Linked DNA regions of Mus musculus: region 2 is linked to region 1. The links are chromatin contacts, found by Hi-C or POLR2A ChIA-PET in ENCODE. All regions are on one chromosome and are shown on one strand. Each heading gives the region's core, a stretch centred on a gene start or an enhancer-like site at or near the end of the contact. The rest is flanking DNA. Distances are from core to core; before and after follow the strand shown. Region 1 holds the start of Zfp595 (zinc finger protein 595). Region 2 holds the start of Zfp874a (zinc finger protein 874a).

Region 1 (6,681 bases), core at 2,925-5,424:
AAGGAGAAGGAGAAGGAGAAGGAGAAGGAGAAGGAGAAGGAGAAGGAGAAGGAGAAGGAGAAGAAGAAGAAGAAGAAGAAGAAGAAGAAGAAGAAGAAGAAGAAGAAGAAGAAGAAGAAGAAGAAGAAGAAGAAGAAGATATCAAAAGATAAAAAGATCTCCCAAACTCATGTATAAATAGGATTAACATAGTAAAAAATGGCCACCTTATCTAAAGCAATCTAAAGATTCAATGTTCTTCCCATCAAAATTCCAACACAATTCTTTACAGACCTTGAAGGAACCATTCTCAACTTCATATGACAAAACAAAAATCCCTAGATAGCTAATGCAAACTTGGACAATAAAAAAACTTCTAGACATATCACCATCCCTGATTTCTTAATATACTATAGAGCAATAGTAATAAAAACTGTATGGTATTGGTGTAGAAACAGACATGTTGATCAGTGGAATAAAAAAAGAGCCAGAAATAAACCTACACACCTATGGACATTTCATTTTTGACAAGAATCCCAAACCATACACTGGAAAAAAGAAAGAATTGGTGCTGGTCTAACTGGATATTTGCATGTAGAAGAATTTTAAAAGATACATATTTATCACCCTGCACAAAACTCACGACCAAGTGAATCAAAGACCTCAACATAAAACATATACACTATATCTATTAGAAATGAAAATGTGGAGTAACCTTGAATACATTCGAATAGGATATAGCTTCCTGAACACCGATAGCTCAGGCACTAAGATCAACAATTAATAAATGGTGCCTTGTGAAACTGCAAAGCTTCTAAAAGGCAAAGAACACTGTCAACAGGATAAAACATGAGCCTACAGAATAGGAAAAAGTATTTGCCAATCCCACAGAGAGCTGATATCCAAAATGAACAAAGAACTCAGGAAGTTAGACATCAACAAACTGAGTAACCCATTTAAAAAATGGGGTACTCAGCTAGGCAGAGAATTCTCAACAGAGGAATTTCTAGGTAACAGGAGAACTAGAGGAATGGCTAGGTAACACTTTTAAAAGGTTCAACATATGTAGTCATTAGGGAAATGCAAATCAAAGTGACTCTGAGATTCTACTTTTCACCCATCAGAATAGCTAAGGTCAGAAATTTAAGTAACAGCACATGCTGGCAAGGATGTGGATCAAGGAGAACACTCCTCCATTGCTGGTGGGAGTGCCAACTTGTACAACCACTATAGAAATCAGTTTGGCAGTATCTCAGATAACTGGAAATAGTTCTACTTTAAGACCCAGCTATACCATTGCTGGGCATATACCCAAAAGATCTTCCAGGACACCACAAGGACCCTTGCTCAACAGTGTTCATAGCAGCTTTACTCACAATAGGTATAAACTGCAAACAATCCAGATATCTCACAAGGAATCAGTAAAACAAGGACATCATCAAATTTGCAAGCAAATGGATGGAACTAGAAATGTAACCCAGACCCAAATGGGTATGCATATTAGAAGTGGATATTAGCCATAAATTAAAGGATATACGTGCTGTAATATACAGATCCAAAGAAGCTAAGTAACAAGGAATGTTTAAGGAACAATGCTTGGATCTCACTCAGAAGTGGAAATAAAATAGTCATCAGACGTGGATGGACAGTTGGACGTGGGCAGGGAATACGATAGGGAGATTCTGGGAGAGAGGACCAGAAGAGTGAATGGAATTTGATGGTGGGCAGGGGAAGGGGGGATCTCTGGAAAAAGTCTGAGATCAGGGATGCAAGAGGCTCCATGGATTCTATGGGGGTGACTCTGGCTGAGTTCCTAGCAGTGGGGAATTTGGAAAGTAAAGTGGCTTTCCCCTGTAGTCAGGTAGGGTTCCAATTGAAAAGATAAGGACACCAACCTGTGAAGAAAACCTTAGACACAAAATGTGTCATACCTACAAATAGTACAGGGAGAAAGACAGAGAAGAGACAGGAAATGACCAACCCCTGATTACCCCCAATTTGCAACCCCTTTTCTGGGCAAGAACCAATGCCTAACACCATTACTAATACTCTGTTTAGTCTTGCAGACAGGAGAATGGTATCTACCAGCATCTGACAGAAACAGATGCAGAGAACTACAGCCAAATATTACAAGGAGCTCAGGGACACTCGTTGAAGAGTAGGGGGAAGTATTGTAGGATCAGGAGTGGCTATGGGCTCCACAAAACACCAACATAGTCAGTCTGATTCATATCATCAGTCACAGTAACATTAGGAGGAAATAAGAGCCTGCAAGAAAAAGGTCAGGACTGCAAGCATAGGAGACTGGACTCCTCCCTGAGGAAAAGGAAGAGGAAGAGGAAGAGGAAGAGGAAGAGGAAGAGGAAGGAATCCCACAGATTACTGTCTGGATGGTGGTGATACCATATGTGAAGTACAGTGGTAGATGTGGTTATCATTTTCCATCTGTAGAGCCAGAATGCTGTTCTGGGAAAATTCATTTAAAATCATAAGAAACCACCAGGGGGGTAATGACAGAAAACAACAGAGAAGATGATGCAAAGATGACAACCATTCCCTGCAAATACAGAGGAATACTCAAGCCAGACAAAGATGGAATCCTTTCCCACACAAGAAATGCAATCAGGTTTCTAACCCCAAACACTAGTCATTAACAGAAGGATACTAGTGAAAATTTGGATGTAACATTTCAAATACATTCGACGGAACTTCTTACAGCCCATTTGTAAGTTTTCATAATTAGAAGATGTCAATTGGATGGATTTCTATCAGGGCACTGGTGCTCAGAACTGAGACCAACCAGAAGTAATTACCACGTAGAAAAAGAAAAGCTATGTTCTAAGAATCTTTTTAAAACACATGGTCTCATGTAGCCTAGGCTCACTTTGAGTTGGCTATAAAGGAGACGATGATTTTGATTCTCTGGATTCCTGACTCCTCCCCAAAAAGCAGAAGTGACAGAAATGTGTCATAGAATTACACTTAAGTTCTCTTTTCTGTCATAGAGCTGTTTAATTAAAAATATATATGAACATAAGGTGCCTATAAATTGTATATGAGCACAATGCTGTACTCTCTCTACTTTGTAAGGAACATGTTTTGATGTACAAGGCAGCATTGCGATTCCGACTTCATATACTGTTATTTTTTTTTTCTACAGATTAGCAAAGTTAACGAGGAAATGTCTGTTATCCTAGGTATGGTTAGAAACTCATTGAAAATCCCAGTAGATAGGACAAGGTGGTCTGAAGCCCATGATTTCTGGGAGTAGACTTGAATGCCACGAGCCAGGCTCTGGCTCACTAACCCTTGGTTTGACTGAAAAGTGACAATATAAGCAAGATCACCTGAGATAGGGGGGAGGGCTGTGGTGGAGAAACCCTGAAAAAAACAAACACACACACACACACACACACACATCAACTCATCTTTTATATTTGAAAAGGAGTCCAAATTTTGGACAGAACACTTATTAAGAGGATTATTGTCTAACGATTTTTAAGCAGAAGGGCAAATTCCATATTTGGGCAAACACTGGTTCATACCAGTTACAAAATTACTCTGTGTCTATGTAGCCATGTATTGTGATGATTCAGGTATAGGATTGTACCTTCAGAATTCTTTTCAACTCGAGGCATCCATAAATCCAACAATTCATTGCAAAGGAAAAGAAACTAACATTCCATAAAACAATCACCCTCACAGGTCTCTCTGTCCCTGGACATCAAGAACTTTAGGAAGATTTGTGAGATCAAACTGGAGTAGTGGACGGGATATAAAGTTTAGTAGGCACTAGACGTCCACGTGTTCTGTATGTCCCGAGAATCTGACTACAGCTATGTAGGCACAGGCAGAGCACGTTTCCCCAGTAAAGATGAGTGCGCTCCCTTCAGCATCTCAGGCAGAGGCAGTCAGCAGACCCAGCCTGCCCTTGCCATCCTGTTGTTTCCAACCTTCTCCCCTTCAAACCTGTGCCCAGGGGCAGTGGCCCAGCCTAGGTCAGCACAGCATCTCCAGGTCAGCTCAAATCATCTTCAGCGCCCGACCAGCCACCCTGCACAGTCCCTCAGATCTGCAAGATGGCGCTGTTCCCTGCACCAACCTCCATGTCAGAGATCCAAACGCAGTGCTCAACAGGACAGACGCCTAACTTTGGGGAGAAGCTTAAGTTTGAAAATCAAATGCGGAAGTTTGATAAGAACAGCCAGCCTTTTGGTGACGTCAACGTGGTAGGGACTACATTTCCCACAAGTCAGTGCGAAGAACTTCCAGGAACCCACAGAACTAGTTTGTTGTCCGCCAGAATTCCTGCCACCCGTGAGTAGGTTAAGTTAGGAATAAACAAGGATCTGCAGATGGGCAGACACGGGCATTTGGACTCTTAAAGTCCGGTGGTCGCAGCACCCTATGTTAGCCTGTGCATCGAACCTTTTACAGTGATGTTTACCACGTTTCCTAGTTATTTCTGCTAGGACGCTGTGGTTTTAAAGGAATTTAAAGTATTTTACTACCATATGGAAAATTCATCAGTTACTTAAAAATATGGAAGCTAATTTAGGACTGAGCATTATCTCTTGAAGATGCTCTTGAAACCATCCTTGGTGACCCTGATTGTCTTGCAGCATCTCAGGTGGTTAAGAGAAACAAATTAAAATTCAAAGCTAATTACCACCAGGTGGTTTCTGAGCACTGCTTTCCTCCCCTGCATCTCTCCCAAGGGGAAGGGGGCAGGCAGACAGAGCTCTTGGGATCACAGAGGTATATGTACAGAGAGACAGGAAAATTAATAAGGAACATCAAAACCTAACACAGGAAATTCTATAGTGCACAGTGGACCAAGGCTAGGCCACTATCCCTGGGCACAGGTTTGAAGGGGAAAAGGTTGGAAACAACAGGATGGCAAGCGTCCTTGGTCCATTGTGCACTATAGGATTTCCTTTGTTAGGTTTGATGTTCCTTATTAATTTTCCTGTGTCTCTGATGATCCTGTCATCATTCATATTTCACCATATTTGAACATCAGTGGTATCTGCCTTGAACTTCCCACATTTCTCTGAAGCAGAACATCAAGATAACTCCTTCTTGAATACAAAGGTATCAGAAATGTGTTCATATAACTGTCAAATGATATCACTGTATTAAAGAAGTTACACTGGAAACATGGAGTATTGAGAATTCCCATCTCTTCTTTGGAAGGCTTATTCTTGTGCAGTTCATGCTTGAGTCAAAGTTACAAACCCCATTGCTAGCTCCCTGGGAGCAGTAGTATGCTAGCAGCCTTCAGATGAACATGTAGAACTCTCAGCTCCTCCTGTACCATGCGTGCCTGGATGCTGCCATGTTCCCTCCTTATTATTGGACTGAACCTCTGAACCTGTAAGCCAGCCCCAATTAAATGTTGTCTTTTATAAGACTTGCCTTGGTTGTGGTGTCTGTTCACAGCTCTAAAACCCTAAGACAACTAGGCTATGTACTATTTACTGAACTAAGACAGGAGTTGGTACCAGGAGTGGGGTATTGTTGTGATAGGCATGACCACGCATTTGTCTGGAAGAATGTGGATTTGGGGACTTTGGATTGGGAAGCAGTAGAATGCTTCAAATGGGGCTGAAGGGGCTATCCTAGAAAGAATATGAAAGACTTTGTTGCTGATAGTGATGTGGCCTACAGACAGTTTTTGTGGTATTTTGGTGAAGAATGTGGCTGCTTTTTGTCCTTGTCTGATGAGTCTACCTGAGTCTAAGGTAAAGAGATTTATATTAATTGTATTGACAAAAGAAGTCTGAAAATAGCCCAGTAGAGACTTTGTTCTCTGGTTAAGTTTCATGAAGAGCATTTTGAACAAGCTTAGCAAGCATAGGAAAAACAAATAAAATATATGGTTCAAGTCTTAAAGGGACACCAAGAAGTGAAATGGAGCTGAATCCTATGTTCTTGAAAATAACAGCTTGAAGAATTTTGGGACAAGATTCCATCCAGCTAAGTTTAGATCCAGGCAAAGTGGTATACACATTTAATCCCATCATTACAAGGGACAAGGCCATGCAGATCTCTGAATTCAAGGCCAGCCTACAGTGCAAGTTCCAGGGAAGCCAAGTTCAGACAGTGAGGTAGCTGGAAAACAGAAAGCCGGTAATAGAATAAGGGCACCAATGTTCCAGTGCCAGTAAGCAGTAGAACATGGTAGCTTTAGCCATGTGGCTCTGGCTTTAGAGTAAAAACAGAAGGTACTACTGGGATAATTGATGGCTACCTGGAACTAAGATGTTAGTGGTGATTAAGGAGAGCCCAGTATCATTGAGGTGAAATCTTCTGGGAACTATTTTCTGAGCACACAAAAAAACTGTGTTCCAGAGATAGCCAAGGTTGTACCTTGTACTGCAGCTATACTTGGTAATATGTAAGAGTCACCCAGGTGGTACTGGGTTTGAAGGCATGAAGTGGTCATGAAGAGCAGCTGAGGCTTAGCACTGTGAGAGGTCATGGAAGGACATTGGTGAAGGTGCAGCCTCAGTTGTTGGCCCAGGAATGAAGGGGTCAGGCAAAGGATTTGAGGCTTGGCACCATGAAGAGATCTCATGAGAAGCTACTGTTGGTGAAGCCTAGCTTCAGCAGAAGACCCCAGTGTATTGAAGATGTCATTACCATGGGATGATAACCCAGAACATCAGTGGCAGTGGAGTGGATCAACCTGAGCCTCAA
Region 2 (6,681 bases), core at 2,378-4,877, 120 kb after region 1:
ACATCTGATCTAACAAAATCAAAAGAATTTTAAAAAAAAGGAAGACATAGCACCAGACTCCAAAGAAATCCAAAGAATTATTAGGTCATACTTCACTGGTACTTCATAAAATTGGAAAATTCAAAATAAATGCATAATTTTCTTCATAGATACCACTCACTGAAGTTATGTCAAGATCATATATATAATTTAAATAGACCTAAATGCCCTAAGGAAATAGAAGCAGTGATTAAAATTCACCCAAGCCAAAACAGAGTAAGGCCAATGCCTCCCTTCAGGGTGAGAAGTTCTGCCGGACAGTGGTGGCACAACCTTTAATCCCAGCATTCTGGAGGCAGAGGCACGCGGATTTCTGAGTTCGAGGTCAGCCATGTCTACAGATTGAGTTCTAGAACATCCAGGGCTACACAGAGAAACCCTTTCTCAAAAAACCAAAAAAAAAAAAAAAAAGAAAAGAAAAGAAAAGTTCTTTTTAGGTCAGCCTGTTCTTCATAGCCAGCAAGTAAATGATTTAGTGTGACTTTATCTGACGAGCATTGGGTGGCATCCCTCTATGTCTTACATTATAATGTATACTCAACAAAATGAAGAACTTTGCATGTTCCTTAAATATAAGCAGAGCTTACCAGAGAGGAACTATAAACTTGATACCTTAACCATTGTAAACATCTGAGTGGCTTTTCATTATAGCAGAAGAAATTAAAAGCAATACCTTACAAATAATTTCTACCATAACAAATGTCTCAATGTTCATGGTAAATCCTGGCTTTCCTTCGTATCTTTGGATGTCTCATCTATCATCTGACCCACTCACTTCTACACACCTGGAGGAATGGTGGCTGATGTTTGGCTTTTCACACCCGAAGATCCTTGGTTTTGCTCCAGAAATGTTACCAAGTATGGTTTAGCAACAGCAAGACCTGTTTGTAGGAAAGAGGAACAACATTATTTGAGTGTTCTTCTACTGGGACTAGTATGGTTCCGTCTAGAATACTGCTTATAAGAAAAGAGATGATGGAAGTTAGAAAATCAAAAAAATTAATTATTTACATGTTTCTGATTGGTATATTGGAATACTGAAGAGGCACTTATACTGACCTTTATTTAAAGGGAAAACATTAAAAATTCAATTGCAAAATATTTATATTAACTTTCTATGATTCCCATGTAAAGGAAACATACTTCCAACACACACAGGTTACAAACAGAAGAGAAAGCAAGATGATTTTTAGCTATAGGTCAGTCTCCCCACTATTTCCTTAAAAGGAAGGATATAATAGAAAACTCAGTGAGATATTGCATCAAAGGGGGAAGCTAGACACTGATGGTGAAGAAGATAGATGCAATCCTCACCCAGGAAATCAAGGTGGCTGAAATTCTCCAGCATCACATCCCTGTACAGATCCCACTGAGCAGGCTCCAGGCATTCTTTCTCTTCTGGAGAAAAATCAATGGCCACATCCCAGAAGGACAGCATTTCCTGAAATAAGGACAAGTGAATGATATCACACTGTTAATCAATTTAAAGCACTAGTAATAAAATACATACAAATAAACTGCAGAGTCATAAGCCAGTCTCCAGGTCACAAACCCTTGGTTTGACTGAAAAACAGCAAAACACAAAACCACACACAAAGGACAGGGTGAGGAGCCCACCGTGCGCCAATCAGGTGTACAGGGCTGTGTTCCCTTCACAGACCTTCATGCTCCCTCCAAATCAGTAAAATCCCTAAGCCATCAGGCCTCACACCAGCTCATGTCTCCATCCTGAAAGGGGTTCACACACTCACATCACCATCCTGGATGGAATAGGGAGAGTTGGTAGTTTCTATTATTTTTCACTCCACATGTAGGCTTGCTATGGCAATGCAACTCTCAGAGTCTCCTGTGATGGCATTGTTATGCCCTCCGATGGGGATGTTAATGTAAGGATCAGTAGACATTCTTGTTATGATGTTGAAAACCAGGATCTAACACTGAGATGTTGAAGGGAAAAAAAAAATCTTCTTCACAGCAGGGCCAGACTTACAGTCTCTCAGCTAGGAGAGACTGAAGAGGCTATGACATCCAGAAACACAGAGAATTTATTGGGGAACATAGATGTTTGGTTCAACAGTAGGTTAGTCATTCTGGACAGACAATATGTACACAAAACCTATAAATCAGAACTGTACATTTACAAAAGAGTTTGACCAACTGAAACAGGCAGCGTGTGTGCAGTGTTAACACGAGGGCACCTCTGGTGTCCTTTGTTAACACCTTGTGACAGGTTTTTCGATCTCAGGCTTACAACCTCTGAGGCAAAAGTTTTATCTCTTGTTTTACTTAGGGAGATTTTAGTTCATCCTCCACTGAGAAACAGCTCAATATCCTTTCAGAAAACATCTGTGTCATTTCAAGTGAGGAATTAAACACTTTCCACGAGAGATTCCTAATCCAAGTGAACCATCTGTAAATTCACAATTCATTTCCAGGTAAGTGGAGGAAACATCACACACCTCAATCTCCAGTACGCAAAACTCTGACCCTGGAACCTAGCAATTTCTGTCACCTCAAAGCAAGACAAGAGTTATTGCATGTGTGATAGTTAAAAGCTAGCTCCATTTCCAACTAAGCTGTTGTACAACACAGCAACAAAAACAAACAGCAAACAAAAAACCAAAAAAAGAAAAAAAAAAAAACCCACATAGCAGAAAATCCCCAGAGTTGAGATACTTGTGGTGTGTGCCTTTAAAAATTCCAACCCCTATCTTCCCTTTTGCAGCAGTTCTCAAACTGGCAAAGGAGATTGTGGCTCTAAATAAAGCAGTTTGGGTTGTTTTTTGTTTGGTTCTCTCTCCTCTCTTCTCTCCTCTCCCTCTCCCCCTCCCCCTCCCCCTCTCCCTCTCTCTCTCTCTCTTTCTCTGTGTGTTTTTGTGTTTTGTTTTTCGAGACAGGGTTTTTCTGTGTAGCCCTGGCCGTCCTGGAACTCACTTTGTAGATCAGGCTGGCCACGAACTCAGAAATCCGCCTGCCTCTGCTTCCCAAGTTCTGGGATTAAAGGCGTGCGCCAGCACCGCCCGGCTGGTTTTATCTCATAATTCCTAGTTTTGTTCGGAGTTTTTTTCAGTGGTCTTGAACTCCGTGACAGACAGCCATAAAGTACAGAAAGGACCAGATCTCCTCTTAACTAAACTTACTGACAGATCCAGTAATATCCACGTGAGAGTGACCCAGCTAATGCTTCCACCAGAAAGCTGGAAAGTGTACGCCCAGAATCACCATGCCCAGGCAAAGACCTTCACCCAGCCAACACTGCCCAGGCAATCCTTGAACTTACAAGCTTCTCCATTCCTTGATTTCTGTCAGTCTAACGCAGGGGTCAGTCCCACCAACCCCCGCAGCGCCCTCTCACCAGCCCTGTCCAGAAAGCTCCTCCAAATCAGCTCTTCCCAGCTCCCATTCCATCCGGTCCCTGTTCCTTCCGGAACTATGCACCCCGCACAGACCCTGGGATGACTGAACCCTGGACCAACCTCCATGTCAGAGATCCAACGGGAGAGCACAGCAGGACCAGAGTCTGGCCCAGCTTTGGATAAGAGCCGCACATGCTTACTAAAAGATGAACTGTTTACTAAAAGTGCAGACCTGTGACGTCACCGTGCTGCAGACTACATTTCCCACAAGTCTGTGCGATGGCGTTGCAGGAGTCCTAGGAGAGTGAGTTGTATTATTTAAAGGTCCTGGATTTCTACATTGATGTGTGTCTGCAATGTAGTGTCACCTACTTAGGAAACAAGGAGACCATGAACTGTGTCCAGTTCTAACGAGCCGAATGTTTATGTAAGGTGCCGCTTTTCCGGATTTTCACTGTAAAGTTCTTAATTCCTTAATTTCCGTGGAGTTTACAGCTATTTGAGGAACCACCTCACTGCCAGTTAAGTGGCAATAAGCTAGTTTGCAGAAACCAGACCATGCGTTAATCATTTCAAAAGAGTTTTACAATTTTCTGGAGGAGGGAAGTTGCCAGGAACTTATCTTTTAGTAATTTAAGAGCGGGTGCCCGGCACACAATAAAGTTTCCTCACAGAGGACAAAGAGCAAAAGCAGGGACTCAGGCTGCTTTTGACATTCAAGATTCACAGCCTGCGGTGTCTTTAATCCCAGCTCACTGCAAGCAAATTCAGGCACCTCTGAGTTCCAGGCTGCCTTGTTTACAGTGAGTCCCTGGCCTGCCAGGGCTACACAGTGAAACCCTGTCTCAAAACAAAACAAAGAACAACAAAACCAGAAATATCCAGATTCATCACAGAAGATATTTGTGAATCAAGCCTTTCCATGTTTTGTTTGTTAAGTTTACAAGTTGTTGCTCATCAATATGTTTATTTTAATCTTCATTCTACATATTATAAAATGTTACTTAAGCTTGCAAAAAAAAAATAGAAAAATAGACAAAAGGAACTTGCCAGATGTTATGGATATGCCTTCAATCACTTGGGAGGCAGAGACAGGAGAAACTCTAGTTCTAGGAGAGCCAGAGGCCTGTACTGGGACTGTCCCAAAAAAAAAGGAGGAGGAGAGAGGGAAATAGTATGTTATATTGGCAGTTTTCCTTGGAAATAACAGAATCCCTTCTGGGCCAAACCAAGCTGCTCTGAGCAGCCTACTACCCAGGGAACCTCCACTCTCCTGCCACCTCTCCTTCACCTCCATCAGACTCCTGAACCACAGGTAAGGTTCCCTTCCCCAACCCTTCTTCCCTGCTATCTGAGTCCTCTGGGGCAAGCCAAGCTGCTGGAGCAGCCCGCCATCCGAGAGGTCCTCCATTCTCCTGCCACATATCTGCCCACCTTCATCAAACCTGAGACTCCTGAAGCATACAGAACCACAGGTTCGCAACCATACAGCCCAAGGCAGCCCATCAGAGGCCTGCCACACCAGGACCATCCAGGTTCACCTTCCTCTCAATCCGGCTACAATGAGAACATCCATGGAGCAAAAGCATCTAGATGGCTAAAGGCCCTCGAAACAACACAATCAACACGAACCAGGCCAATGTGACACCTCCAAAGCACAGCTACCCCATGACAGACAGCAAGCCCTAGTTATCCTGATCCAACCAAACCACGAGAAAACTGTAGCAGCTTGAGTTCTCATGCTAATCAGGTTACTCAAAAACCTGTTTCCAGTGTCCTGCACATAGGCTAAAGGAACACTGCCCCCAGTTGGCTCTGGTTGGGAAATAGAGTTAACAGTGGCCAATGATGGAAGGGAGATAGAGGCAGGACTTTTAGGATCCCCAGGCAAGAAACAAGGGAGAGGGAGCTGGAGAAATGACTCAGAGGTTAAGAACACTGACTGCTCTTCTGGAGGTCCTGAGTTCAAATCCCAGCAATTACATGGTGGCTTACAACCATCTGTAATGAGGTCGGATGCCCTCTTCTGGTGTGTCTAAAGACAGTGACAGTGTACTCATAAGCAGTATACATGTAAAGTATACATAATAAATAAATAAATCTTTTTTATTAGATATGTTCTTTATTTACATTTCAAATGCTATCCCCTTTCCTAGTTTCCCCTCCAAAAATCCCCTATCCTCTTCCCCCTCCCCCTGCTCCCCAACCCACCCACTCTCGCTTCCTAGCGCAGGCATTCTCCTATACTGGGGCACAGAACAAGACCAAGGGCCTCTCCTCCCATTGATGACCGACTAGGCCATCCTCTGCTACATATGCAGCTAGAGCCATGAGTCCTGCCATGTTTTTTCATTGGTTGGTGGTTTAGTCTCAGAGAGCTCTGCTGATACTGGTTAGTTCATATTTTTGTTCCTCCTATGGGGCTGCAAACCCCTTCAGTTCTTTGGGTACTTTCTCTAGCTCCTTCATTGGGAACCCTATGCTCCGTCTAATGGATGAATGTGAACATCAACTTCTGTATTAGTTGGGCACTGGCAGAACCTCTCAAGAGACAGCTATATCAGGCTCCTGTCAGCAAGCTCTTGTTGGCATCTGCAATACTGTCTGGGTTTGGTAGTTGTTTATGCCCCAAGTGGGGCAGTTTCTGGATGTTCATTCCTTCAGTCTCTGCTCCAAACTTTGTGTCTGTAACTCCTTCCATGGGTATTTTGTTCTCCCTTCTAAGGAGGATTGAAGTATCCACACTTTGGTCTTCCTTATTCTTGAGTTTCATGTGTTTTGCAAATTGTATCTTGGGTATTCTGAGCTTCTGGGCTAATATTCACTTATCAGTGAGTGCATATCATGTGTGTTCTTTTGTGATTGGGTTACCTCACTTAAGATAATATCCTCCAGATCCATCCACTTGTCTAAGAATGTCATGAATTCATTGTTTTTAATAGCTGAGTAGTACTCCATTGTGTAAATGTACCACATTTTCTGTATCCATTCCTCCATTGAGGGACATCTGGGTTCTTTCCAGATTCTGTCTACTATAAATATGGTTGCTATGAGCATAGTGGAGCACGTGTCCTTATTACATGTTGGAGCATCTTCTGGGTATATGCCCAGGAGTGATATTGATAGATCTTCTGGTAGTACTATGTCCAATTTTCTGAGGAAAGGCCAAACTGATTTCCAGAGTGGTACCAGCTTGCAATCCCACCAGCAATGGAGGAGTGTTCCTCTTTCTCCACATCCTTGCCGGCATTTGCTGTTACCTGAGTTTTTGCCCTTAGCCATTCTG

What was found. A loop is a pair of places that touch in the nucleus more often than their neighbours do. ChIA-PET counts read pairs that join two places held with the same protein, here RNA polymerase II (POLR2A).
Region 2: a loop to region 1 is called in a map of T-helper 1 cell, with 2.8 times the contacts of the local background. The contact joins the promoter of Zfp874a here to the promoter of Zfp595 in region 1. A Hi-C loop is called at or near these places in 2 of 37 maps with a recorded cell type or tissue (T-helper 1 cell and mouse trophoblast stem cell). POLR2A ChIA-PET finds 5 or more read pairs at or near these places in 1 of 5 experiments (embryonic stem cell).

What each region holds. Positions count from the first base shown.
Region 1 is chr13:67,328,386-67,335,066 of GRCm38, forward strand. Zfp595 (zinc finger protein 595) reads right to left here and starts at 4,175. Exons shown (of 5, transcript NM_177622.3): 1 at 4,082-4,175. The coding sequence starts at 4,087.
Region 2 is chr13:67,447,997-67,454,677 of GRCm38, forward strand. It overlaps Zfp874a (zinc finger protein 874a), which reads right to left and starts at 3,628. Exons shown (of 4, transcript NM_177712.4): 1 at 3,516-3,628; 2 at 1,354-1,480; 3 at 825-920. The coding sequence starts at 3,521.